Linked DNA regions of Homo sapiens: region 1 is linked to region 2. A link is a contact called in ENCODE Hi-C or POLR2A ChIA-PET data. All regions are on one chromosome and are shown on one strand. The core of a region is the stretch at or near the end of the contact, and the rest is flanking DNA. Distances in the headings are between cores, read along the strand shown.

The links. Hi-C counts contacts between places; a loop is a spot of excess contacts on that map. ChIA-PET counts read pairs that join two places held with the same protein, here RNA polymerase II (POLR2A). Pooled maps may share reads with other maps.
Region 1: a pooled map shows a loop between it and region 2 (5-fold over the local background). The contact joins two enhancer-like sites. A Hi-C loop is called at or near these places in 1 of 37 single-sample maps with no recorded cell type and 7 of 50 pooled maps. POLR2A ChIA-PET finds 5 or more read pairs at or near these places in 1 of 52 experiments (endothelial cell of umbilical vein).

What each region holds. Positions count from the first base shown.
Region 1 is chr18:9,767,554-9,773,835 of GRCh38, reverse strand. All of the region lies in intron 1 of RAB31 (RAB31, member RAS oncogene family), which reads right to left. Among named protein-coding and RNA genes, the nearest start is that of RAB31, 62 kb to the right of the region's middle. RefSeq lists an enhancer at 2,422-2,471. Within about 2 kb of position 2,240, at least 19 of the 41 ENCODE cell types and tissues checked have a DNase peak (open chromatin) inside an H3K27ac peak, as active enhancers do.
Region 2 is chr18:9,066,722-9,072,665 of GRCh38, reverse strand. No RefSeq gene overlaps it. Among named protein-coding and RNA genes, the nearest start is that of NDUFV2, 33 kb to the left of the region's middle. RefSeq lists an enhancer at 5,795-5,944. Within about 2 kb of position 2,850, at least 3 of the 41 ENCODE cell types and tissues checked have a DNase peak (open chromatin) inside an H3K27ac peak, as active enhancers do.

The DNA.
Region 1 (6,282 bases), core at 991-3,490, 700 kb before region 2:
AATGTAAAAATTAGCCGGGTGTGGCGACATGGGCCTGTAGTCCCAGCTACTTGGGAGGCTGAGGCAGGAAGATGGCTTGAGCCCGGGAATTCAAGGGTGCAGTGAGCTATGATTGTGCCACTGCACTCAGCCTGGGTGACAGAGTGAGATTCTGTCTCAAAAAATATATATATTAAAAATATGATGGCAGAAATTAAAATTTCATGGAGGAGTTAGAAAATAAAGTCAGGAAGTTGCCCCAAAAGTAGAAGAAAGTAGAAAAAAGCATCTGCCCTCAATTGTTAATGGCTGCTGTTCTGAGACAGGCAGGAAGGGCAGAGGACACAGGACCCAAGGCTTTATCAACACCGATCGCCGTTGCCAACATGTTCCTACTGGAAGGATCGTGGAGGCGTTCTGAAAACTATACACAAAACGGGAACAAGTGATTTATCGAGAGAATGAAAAAATAGCTGATTCAGTTCTCTTACATTAAAGGTATAAATTTGAAAGCCAAAAGATCAAGGATGAAATGTTGAAATTCAGAGAAATGTGGTTTTCTTCAGACACTGAAATATGAAGTGGGATTTGAAATACCAGTTGGCAATCTGAATTATTTTTACTCCTTCTCAGCCCTGTGTTTGGGGGACAATTCCAGCAAACCTGGGGCAACAGGGGACTTGGCTTTTAATACTCATCAGAAAACCCCTCTCCAGAAGGTCTCGCCTCCCAAGGAGAGCAGCCTGCACTGACCCTGAGCCCTAACAAACACAGCACCAAAGCTGCTGTTTATCTGCATCGTGCAAATCGATGCACAGAGTTCAAAGAGGTGACGGCAGAATCAAAACATCAGCTCCTGAGATGCCAATTGATGCCGCTGCTATTTCTGAGCTGCACCTCAAGTATGGATTCTGGCTCATGTTCCCTCGCAGTCCCCCAAACCACAACTCTTTTCATCTCAGTTGTTCTTAAGACCCCCTGTGGAGGAGCAAATCCTTGCCAGACTGTAGCCCACGTAGCCCCCAAGAAACTGGACACTGAGGAACTGTGACAGCCTGCCCTGCCCTGCCCTTGAAGATTAGGAAATTGCCCCTTACAGCAGGCAGCACACTTTCATGAGGCCAGCTGATTCCTACAAACTGCCAAGGAGGCAGGGTGGGGACCTCTCCCCAACACCGACCACGCTCATTTCTACCTTTCTCCATCACAGTTTAGGAATTCTCCTTCTCAGGGCTATTCCATTCAATCGTTCATTCACTCATTCTTCACTCGCCCAACAGGCATTCCCCAAACCCTCCCTTTCCCATGCCAACAGCAGGCTAGACCCCATTGGCGGGGAGATACCATTCCACCCTCCCTGGCCTCCAGGAGTTCTTAAGCAGGGCCAGGCACACGGCAGGAGGACCAGCACACAGTGGTGATGGGGCTGCCCCACCTGTGGCCCCTCTGAGCTCAGGAGACAACTCCTCGATTTGCTCCTTTTTTTCATTCCTTGATACCCAGGCTTACCCTATCACCCAGTGACAAACCTCGCCTGGTTTCTGTGTGCCCCGGGGCCTTCCTCCTTAGGCTGCAGGTGCTTGCTCAGTTCCCTCACGTGCCCCTGGGGCACAGGGCTGAGGGTGCATCTTCTCGGTGGGGGCGCTGGTCTGAAAAGCACCCCTTTGGAATCTATCATTTACTCTCCCAAGGGATGTGCTCAAAACAATGGACACAAGTCTCAAAGCAGCCAACAAATCAATCCTGCAAGGCCAGCCCCAAAACGCCCTTGAAGGCGGAAAAGGGAAGAAGTCACTTGACAATGCTCAATGTTCAGCTTTACTCATCATCCTCTACAAAGGGCTCAAGCGTCAACGCCAACTTGTCTGAAGAGTTACAGCAGCAAGTCTGCTCAAATTTAGATATAAGCACTGATTTTTCAAACAACAAAGTCACTGTCTCTTTATTTTGAAACATTTTAACTCTCACCTCTTTTAGAATGCACTGTCAAATGTACATTCTTACACACTTGATAGGAAAGAAATAACAGGACGAAAGGATAGACAAAGTTTTAGTTTGTCTCAGAAAGGGAAACATTTCTGCAAAGAACACCACCATCGAATCCTCTCTGACCCGTGGCTTGGGACCGCTCAAGTGGATGCAGTTCCCGACCTCCAGGGGCGACTGCTGTTCCTCGGCTGGCCACCAGGGGCACACCCTACCCGCGGTTTGCTGAGGACAGGCCAGGAGCCAGGCTAAGGAGTCACTCCGCGCTGGGAATGCCCTTCCCCGCAGGAAACTCGCTAGGGCTGTGACACACACACAAGGAAAGTGCCAGGGTAATAGTGGCTGTCGCATGTGAAGACACAGAGGTAGGACTCAGAAAAGAGAATGAAGCCTACTGGGTGAAGAAGGAGCCTTGGAAGAGAGAGACAGGATCAGAGAGGCCTGTCTTTAGGGCCACACTGACGGAAACCCATCTATGTATATATTATTCCATTTCGTAAGATTCTGAGAATACCACAGGCCGTCTTGTCCAGTCCCCTCGTTTTGGTAAAGAGGAAACAGTGTGACTTCCTCAAGGTCACATAGCTGGTTGGTAGAGTCAGAACCAAACTCTTTTGAGTCCTAGTCAAAACCTCTTAAGGCTCTCACTAGGTTAAATCAACTTCCCTGCTAAGTGTACATTTTTCCTTTATTTTTTTAAGAGAGAGGGTCTTGCTCTGTCACCCAGGCTGGAATGCAGTGGTGCAATCATAGCTCACTGCAGCCTCGAACTCCTGAGCTCAAGTGATCCTCTCGCTTCAGCCTCTCCAGTAGCCGAGACTACAGGTGTGCACCGCCACACCCTGCTATTTTTAAATGTTAGGGGTTTTTTTGCAGAGACAAGGTCTTGCTATGTGGGGCAGGCTAACGCAAACTCCCAGGCTCAAATGATCCTCCGGCCTCAGCCTCCCAAAGTGCTGGGGTTATAGGCTTGAGTCACCACACTGGCCTAAATTTCTCAAAAAAAAAAAAAAAAAAAGTCAAATTTCTAGAACTCACAAGTACTTTACTAGTGCTTTCTGGTTTCACGTTGCATAGCTCAAGTTACTCATAGCCTGACAGGCTCTGAAGATAGCCGCTGCAGCCTTAACAGTAATGAAAGGGGCTCAAATTATTGACTGCCGGGGAGACATTAGAATAAACCCGATTCTGACTCCAGAACCTGAAATAAAGTACAGTAAAACCCTACCTGTGGGCCAGATAGTGTTTCATTGTATAATCATTTGTATAGTCGATATCAGAGACGTACTCATGCCCAGCAATTGGTTCCATCTACTTCCTGGGAAATGGATCCCTCATATGAGATTCCTCTCTGAGAACAACCACTTATTCTGAAATGACAACCCCTGCTGTTTGAATTGTCACACTTATTAATCACATGTAAATCTATAATTATGAAATCAGGAACCACAAAGTTTTGGCTGCTGCCACACAAAACGCTAGGCACCACCAATCTGTGAAAACCAAGCACTAACACTTGATTCATTCCTGGACTCCTGCAACGGCCTTCAAGCTTCCTATCCCTCCAGATTAAGAATGATACCTCCCACTACAAGGAGGAGCTGCTAACATTCCTTTTGAAACTATTCCAAACAATAGAAAAGAGGGACTCCTCCCTAACTCATTTTATGAGGCCAGCATCATCCTGATACCAAAACCTGGCAGAGACACAACAAAAAAAGAAAATTTCAGGCCCATATCCCTGATGAACACCAACGCAAAAATCCTCAATAAAATACTGGCAAACTGAATCCAGCAGCATGTCAAAAAGCTTATCCACCACAATCAAGTTGGCTTTATCCCCGGGACGCAAGGCTGGTTCAACATATGCAAATCAATAATCGTAATCCATCACATAAACAAAACCAATCACAAAAACTACATGACATGATTATCTCAATAGATGCAGAAAAGGCCTTTGATAAAATTCAACACGACTTCATGCTAAAAACTCTCAATAAACTAGGTATTGATGGAATGTATCTCAAAATAATAAGAGCTACTTATGACAAACCCACAGCCAGTATCACACTGAATGGGCAAAAGCTGGAAGCATTCCCTTTGAAAACCGGCACAAGGATGCCCTCTCTCACCACTCCTATTCAGCATAGTATTGGAAATTCTAGCCAGGGCAACCAGGCAAGAGAAAGAAAAAAAGGGTATTCAAATAGGAAAAGAAGAAGTCAAATTGTCTCTGTTTGCAGATGACATGATTGCATATTTAGAAAACCCCATTGTCTCAGCTCAAAAATCTCCTTAAGCTGATAAGCAACTTCAGCAAAGTCTCAGGATACAAAATCAATGTGCAAAAATCACAAGCATTTTTATACACCAATAATAGAGAGCCAAATCATGAATGAACTCCCATTCACAATTGCTGCAAAGAGAATAAAATGCCTAGAAATACAACTTACAAGGGATGTGAAGGACCTCTTCAAAGAGAACTACAAACCACCACTCAACGAAATAAGAGAGGACACATACAAATGGAAGAACATTCCATGCTCATGGATAGGAAGAATCAATATCGTGAAAATGGTCATACTGCCCAAAGTAATTTATAGATTCAATGCTATCCCCATCAAGCTACCAATGACTTTCTTCACAGAATTAGAAAAAATTACTTTGAATTTCATATGGAACAAAAAAAGAGCCCGTATAGCCAAGACAATCCTAAGCAAAAGGAACAAAGCTGGAGGCATCACGCTACCTGACTTCAAACTATACTACAAGTCTACAGTAACCAAAACAGCATGGTACTGGTATGAAAACAGATATATAGACCAATGGAACAGAACAGAGGCCCCAGAAATAATGCCATACATCTACAAACATCTGATCTTTGAAAAACCTTTGAAAAACAAGCAATGGGGAAAGGATTCCCTATTTAATAAATGGTGTTGGGAAAACTGGCTAGCCATATCCAGAAAACTGAAACTGGACCCCTTCCTTACACCTTATACAAAAGTTAACTCAAGATGGATTAAAGATTTAAACCTAAGACCTAAAACCCCAAAACCCTAGAAGAAACCTAGGCAATACCATTCAGGACATAGGCATGGGCAAAGACTTCATGACTAAAATACCAAAAGCGATGGCAACAAAAGCCAAAGTTGACAAATGAGAGCTAATTAAACTAAAGAGCTTCTGCACAGCAAAAGAAACTATCATCAGAGTGAACAGGCAACTTACAGAATGGGAGAAAAATTTTGCAATCTATCCATCTGACAAAGGGCTAATATCCAGAATCTACAAAGAACTTAAACAAACGTACAAGAAAAAAAAACCCCATCAAAAAGTGGGCAAAGGATATGAACAGACACTTCTCAAAAAAAGACATTTTTGTGGCCAAAAAACATATGGAAAAAAGTTCATTGTCACTGGTCATTAGAGAAATGCAAATCAAAACCACAATGAAATGCCATCTCACACCAGTTAGAATGGTGATCATTAAAAAGTCAGGAAACAACAGATGCTGAAGAGGATGTGGAGAAATAGGAATGCTTTTACACTGTTGGTGGGAGTGTAAGTTCAAACATTGTGGAAGACAGTGTGGCAATTCCTCAAGGATCTAGAGCCAGAAATACCATTTGATCCAGCAATCCCATGACTGGTTATATACACAAAGGATTATAAATCATTCTACTATAAAGACACATGCACACGTATGTTTATTGCAGCACTGTTCACAATAGCAAAGACTTGCCCATCAATGATAGACTTGATAAAGAAAATGTGGCACATGTACATCATGGAATACTATGAAGCCATAAAAAAGGATGAGTTCATGTCCTTTGCAGGGACACGGATGAAGCTGGAAACCATCATTCTCAGCAAACTAACACAGGAACAGAAAACCAAACACTGTATGTTCTCACTCATAAATGGGAGTTGAACAATGAGAACACATGGACACATGGAGGGGAGCATCACACACTGGGGCCTGTCAGGGGGCAGGGGGCTAGGGGAGGGATAGCATTAGGAGAAATACCTAATGTAGATGACGGATTGATGGGTGCAGCAAACCACCATGGCACGTGTATTCCTATGTAACAAATCTGCACGTTCTGCACATGTGTCCCAGAACTTAAAGTGTAATAATAATAATAAAAATAATAATTTTAAAAAAGAATGATACCTCCCAGGCAAATAGATCGCGACTACTTAATCCTGCTCTCATGGCAGACATCAGTAATCAATTCAAGACACATTATCTTATTGAACGTGAAAAGGGCCTTAAAATCTTTTCGACCCAGCCCTGCAGGGAATAATTGTGAC
Region 2 (5,944 bases), core at 1,601-4,100:
GCTGAGGCAGGAGAATCGCTTGAACTTGGGAGATGGAGGGTGCAGTGAGCCCAGATCACACCATGGCACTCCAGCCTGGGTGACTGAGTGAGACCGTGTCTCAACAAATAAATTAATTAATTAATTAAATAAAAAATGATTTGAAGAACCTCTTTACTGTTTTCCACTGTATGGTCCCACTTACCGGAGATATCTAAAATAGTCAAACTCATGGAAGCCAGGAGTACAATGGTGATTGCTACTGGGGAAGGCTGGGGAAGGGGGAATGGGGAGTTGTTCAAGGGGATACAATTTCAGTTATTAAAGATGAATAAGTTCTAGAGATCTGCTGTGCAACATTGTGCCTATAGTTTACAACATTGTATTGTACACTTAACCTGTGAAGAGGATGGAGCTCATGTTACGTTTTTACCACTTTTTTTTTTTTAAAGATAATTAAGGAAGACTATGAACAAAAATAAAAAAAGAGAAAGATTAGACTAGAATCTAAAATGTCAGAAGGGGCTGGGCATGGTGGCTCATGCCTGTAATCCCAGCACTTTGAGAGGCTAAGGTGGGTGGATCACTTGAAATCAGCAGTTCGAGACCAACCTGGCCAACTTGCTGAAACCCTGTCTCTACTAAAAATACAAAAATTAGCTGGGTGTGGTAGTGCATGTCTGTAATTCAGCTACTAGGGAGGTTGAGGTGGGAGGATCACTTGAACCTAGGAGGCGGAGGCTGCAGTGAGACAAGATTGCACCACTGCACTCCAGCTGGGTGACAGAGTGAGACTCCGTCTCAAAAATAAATAAAATAAAATAAAATAGAACAAAATGTCAGAGTGCTTCTCACAGGTAGAGTAAGTGTTGCTCTGTGAAACTTCTGTTGCACACATGTGTATTTGTGTATACTGAGGCATGATGTAAAGGGCTTTTCTTTCTGTAGGTCAAGTTCAAAAATGTTTAGAAGCTTCTGTTCTATTGTTCTAAAAAATCAAACTAAAGCTAAAATCCTCCTTGTATTTCAAATGAATTAGGTTTTCTTGTATATAAACAGGTTTTTATATATAGAATGATATATTCTATATATATATTCTAGATATAGAATATATCATATATATATATTTCCTTTTTTTTTTTTTTTTTTGAGACAGAGTACTGCTCTCTCACCCAGGCTGGAGTGCAGTGGCACTATCTCAGTTCACTGAAGCTTCTGCCTCCCAGGTTTAAGTGATTCTCCTGCCTCAACCTCCTGAGTAGCTGGGACTACAGGTGCCCGCCACCACGCCTGGCTAATTTTTGTATTTTGAGTGTTGGTCAGGCTGGTCTCGAACTCCTGACCTCGGGTGATCCACCCGCCTCGGCCTCCCAAAGTGCTGGGATTACAGCGAGCCACCATGCCTGGCCAGTTTCTAAATATTTCTTTCCTTTCTTTTTTTTTTTTGAGATGGAGTTTTGCTCTTGTTGCCCAGGCTGGAGTGCAATGGTGTGATCTCAGCTCACTGCAACCTCCGCCTCCCAGGTTCAAGCAATTCTCCTGCCTCAGCCTCCTGAGTAGCTGGGATTACAGGCATGCATAACCACACCTGGCTAATTTTTGTATTTTTAGTAGAGACGGGGTTTCTCCATGTTGGTCAGGCTGGACTTGAACTCCCGACCTCAGGTGATCCACCCACCGTGGCCTCCCAAAGTGCTGGGATTACAGGTGTGAGCCACCGCGCCTGCCCATATTTCTTTAAAAGGCTGTTAAAATGCCCAAGGTAGTAAATGGGATGGAATTTGAGGCACATAAATGGGAACTCTATGCTCGCCAGTCCAGTCTATTCTTTTCTCTTTGATGCTGGGGTAACATATGACTGATCTCTGGAAGTTCCATCATGATGACGCAAAGCCATTCAAGCAAGACAATCCTAGTTTTGAATTTCAATGCAGAAACTTGCTAGCTGAGCTTCAGCATCCTAATCTGAAAATGAGAAGCCAATAGGTGATGTGCCCACCTCATGGTAGGTGCTCAACATAAGTAGCTATTAGAAATAGCACGAGTTGCCAGGTGCCACGGCTCATGCCTGTCATCTCAGCACTTTGGGAGGCTGAGGTGGGAGAATCACTTGAGCCCAGGAGTTTGACACCAGCCTGCACAACATAGGGAGACGCTGTCTCTACAAAAAATAAAAATTAGCCGGGCACAGTGGCTCACGCCTGTAGTCCCAGCTACTCAGGAGGCTGAGGTGGGACGTCAAGGCTGCAGTGACTGATGATTGCACCACTGCACTCCGGCCTGGGCCACAGAGTGAGATCCTGTCTCAAAAAAAAACAAACAGAAAGAAATAATATAAATCACTAATTCACAGATACCATTTAAATAGTTGCAGGAGCCTTCATTGCCCTAGATTTCTATATCTTAGAACTGTAAATATCCCTAAACAATTTAAAGCCTACAGCTGAGCCTGAACCCCAACAAGGACTTTTTTTGTTTTTGGGGCAGTCTGGCGAGACCCTTAACTCTATTCTCTTACTCTGTTTACAACTATGTTATTTATTACCAATCTCAGTGGAACTGCTTTCCTTCCTTGTGTAGAGCCTTACATATTTCACAGAGCACACGGGTCCCTGGTAATTTTCCTTCTCGAAGCAGGGCACCCTCCTGCTGCCCAAATATCAGGACAGTGTTCTGCGTGAGTGGGACGGGCCTGGAGAGGAGTGACGGCCTTCCCTTCCACGCGGTCTCTCTCCTCAGTCGTCCCTCTCTGCTTCCTCCTTCCTTCGCCCACCTGCTGCAGCTTATCCCAGAGGAAGTGGAACTGACAAACCATTGCTAAAAATACCCCCAGCTTGCCTCCTCAAGGGGGTGTCCCGTGAGGAAATGAGAAAATGAACGAGCAGTCTATAAGACCAACGAGGGCTACAGAAACACCAGAGGCTGTTTTTATGTTATGGATCCACTTCCAGTAACATTAGGGGCAGGGACTTGGTGAGGCAACCATGGCCTGCCCCTTACCAGCTGTGTGGCCTCAGGCAAATCATCAAACCTTTTGAAGCCTGGGTTAATTCATTTGTAAACTGGAAAATAATACCTACCATTCACAGCGTTCTTTAAGAATCAAAGCACACAGGCACTGTAGTGGAGACCTTGAAAACATCCTACCTACTATAAGTGATCCATAAATACCAATGGTTGAGTTTAAAAAATTTTTAAATTATTTTATTTATTTTTTTTAGGGAAGGTCTTGCTCTGTCCCTCAGGCTAGAGTGCTGTGGTGTGATCATAGTTCACTACAGCCTCGAACTCCTGCCTCAAGCCATCCCTCCGCCTCGGCCTCACAAAGCGCTAGGATTATAGGCACAAGTCACCGTGCCGGTCCCAAAGGTTGCTATACTCATATCTCCTCAGATTTTTTTGCCTTCGAAGGACCAGAAAAGTGGTGCTCAAGTTAAAGTTAAAAAGTTGAAGTTGGCCGGGTGTGGTGGCTCACGCCTGTAATCCCAGCACTTTGGGAGGCTGAGGTGGGTAGATCTCCTGAGGTCAGGAGTTTGGGACCAACCTAGCTAACATGGTGAAACCCTGTCTCTACTAAAAATACAAAAAATAGCCAGGTGTGGTGGCACACGCCTGTAATCTCAGCTACTCAGGAGGCTGAATCAGGATAATAGCTTGAACCCGGGAGGCGGAGGTTGCAGTGGGCTGAGATAGTGCCACCGTACTCCAGCCTGGGCAACAAGAACAAAACTCCATCTCAAAACAAAACAAAACAAAACAAAAAAAGTTAGTTTCCCTTAAGTTATAGTTAAAATGTTATGCCCTTTAACACCCGTGAGTTGTGGGGCAAATGGATGAAAGGCAAGAAATTTGGGGCAGAGGAGCCTTCTTGGTACAGACTCTCATATCACATCGTGTAAATTGCAGTGACATTGCACTGTATTGGGTGACTTTCCGTACTTGAAATTTGGCTTCACAGTGGCCAGTGTCACGATGAGCTCCATGATGGTCTAGTATTCCATTTTAAGTTAACAATGTTTTCAAAGCACAGAGGTTGCTTACCACTTTATGAGTCTCACTGGAATACTGTCTGCTCATCTGCTGGAAATCACCTTCTCCCTTAGTTTATGTCCTTCTGAGTCATAGAAGGCAGGCAGACCTCAGGTGCAAAAGGCATTGATGGTAAAGGTGTGGGAGGAGGAGGGACATAAGAGACTGGAGGAGAAAGGCAAGGCGTGGGAGAGACAGTGGAGAGCTGGAAGAGGAACTTTCTTATTGTGTTTTTAGGGGAAATGTTTCATCAAAGGCTGCTGTGCCTACCACTCCTAATGGATGAGATGATTTTAGGTGGTAAACAGTTGAACATATGAAATTTCAGAACAAAAAATGAAAAAAGATGAAAATAAAATAAATTTAAAAAAGAAATAAAATGTCAGGTCATGCGTGGTGGCTCACACCTGTAATCCCAGCACTTTGGGAGGCCGAGGCAGGTGGATTGCTTGAGTTGAGGAGTTTGAGACCGGTCTGGGCAAGGCGGCAAAACCATGAGAACAGATTGGGGTTGGGTTGGGCTCAGTTTCTGACATAATCGTTCAGGATTGGAAGGCATGTGAGGCAAAGGTCCTTAGGAGTAAACTTGTCTAATAAACGAGCTCTTTGCCCAGGTAAGCAAACTGCCTGCCCAAATACATTGATTTGCAGGAATTTTCTGAAGCAAATTGCCAAGTTACATATTGGCTTACAGTCTTATTTTCCTGGGCGAGTGTTTCCTGGAAAAAAAGCTGTGTCATATTGACATTGATGGACTCAGTGCTTATAATTATTTGTTTAGTTAATGTGTGTTTGAAAATATATAACTAGGCCGGGTAAGGTGGCTCACACCTGTAATCCCAGCACTTTGGGAGGCCAAGGTGGGCAGATCACCTGAGGTCTGGAGTTCCAAGACCAGCCTGGCCAACATGGTGAAACCTCGTCTCTACCAAAAATACAAAAATTATCCATGTGTGGTGGTGCACGCCTGTAATCCCAGCTACTTGGGAGACTGAGGCACAAGAATCACTTGAACCCAGGAGGCGGAGGTTTGCACTCCAGCCTAGGCAACAGAGTGAGACTCTGTCTCAAAAAAAAAAAAAAAAAAAGGAAAGAAAGAAAGAAAAGAAAATATATAACTAGTGACATTTTGAGGTGGATGATTCAAATAAAATAAAAAACTAAACAAAAAATAAAAAAAAAAGTAAATATATAACTAGCATATCCAACCACTGATCTTGAAGGTAATATTATTTAGGGCAACACTGAAGAATATTGGGTTTAAAGTTAAAAACTAAGTGATTTAAAGAAAAATACATTAAATAACTAATAGTACGGATGATACTTATTTATCTATGACAAAAATTGTGACCACTATAAATGAAAGACTGAAATGTGAAAAGCACGGCTCAACACTGTCAGAATATCTCGGTAGGGTCTAGGCTAGAGGACAGCCCTAGCACAGGGGAAGGTGTGTAACTCATAGGTGAATCATCAGAAAGAACCAGGGGAAGAGAGTGGGGTTGCAGAGCTGGTCACCTGATCTGGGAGGGACATGAACACCCACTGGGTTTGGTGTCATTTCTGTTGTGCAAATGAACTGAGAATTAGAAAAGTCCCCCTGGCTGGAAACAGAGTTTGTAGTGGACCTACTTGGGTCTAAAGCTTTCAAATAGGAAGTAACAGTTGGGTTGGAAGATCCCATGAAAGGCGGTTGGGTTCCCCAAGAGAGGCACCTGCCATCGCGGTCACCAGGCCCCACTGAGAACAGGCCAGGTGCCAACTGAACAGCATAGTGAAGAGGGGCTGAAATTCATTTAAGGTCAAGCCAGCCTATATGGCTTGGTGAGGAATATTTTGGACAAACTGAGAAGGACAGAAGGCAAAGGCAAGGGCAGCTTCTGGTTTTCTAGGAGTCTGAGCCAAAGAAACTTCCAGGGTGGAGCTGGTATAGGGA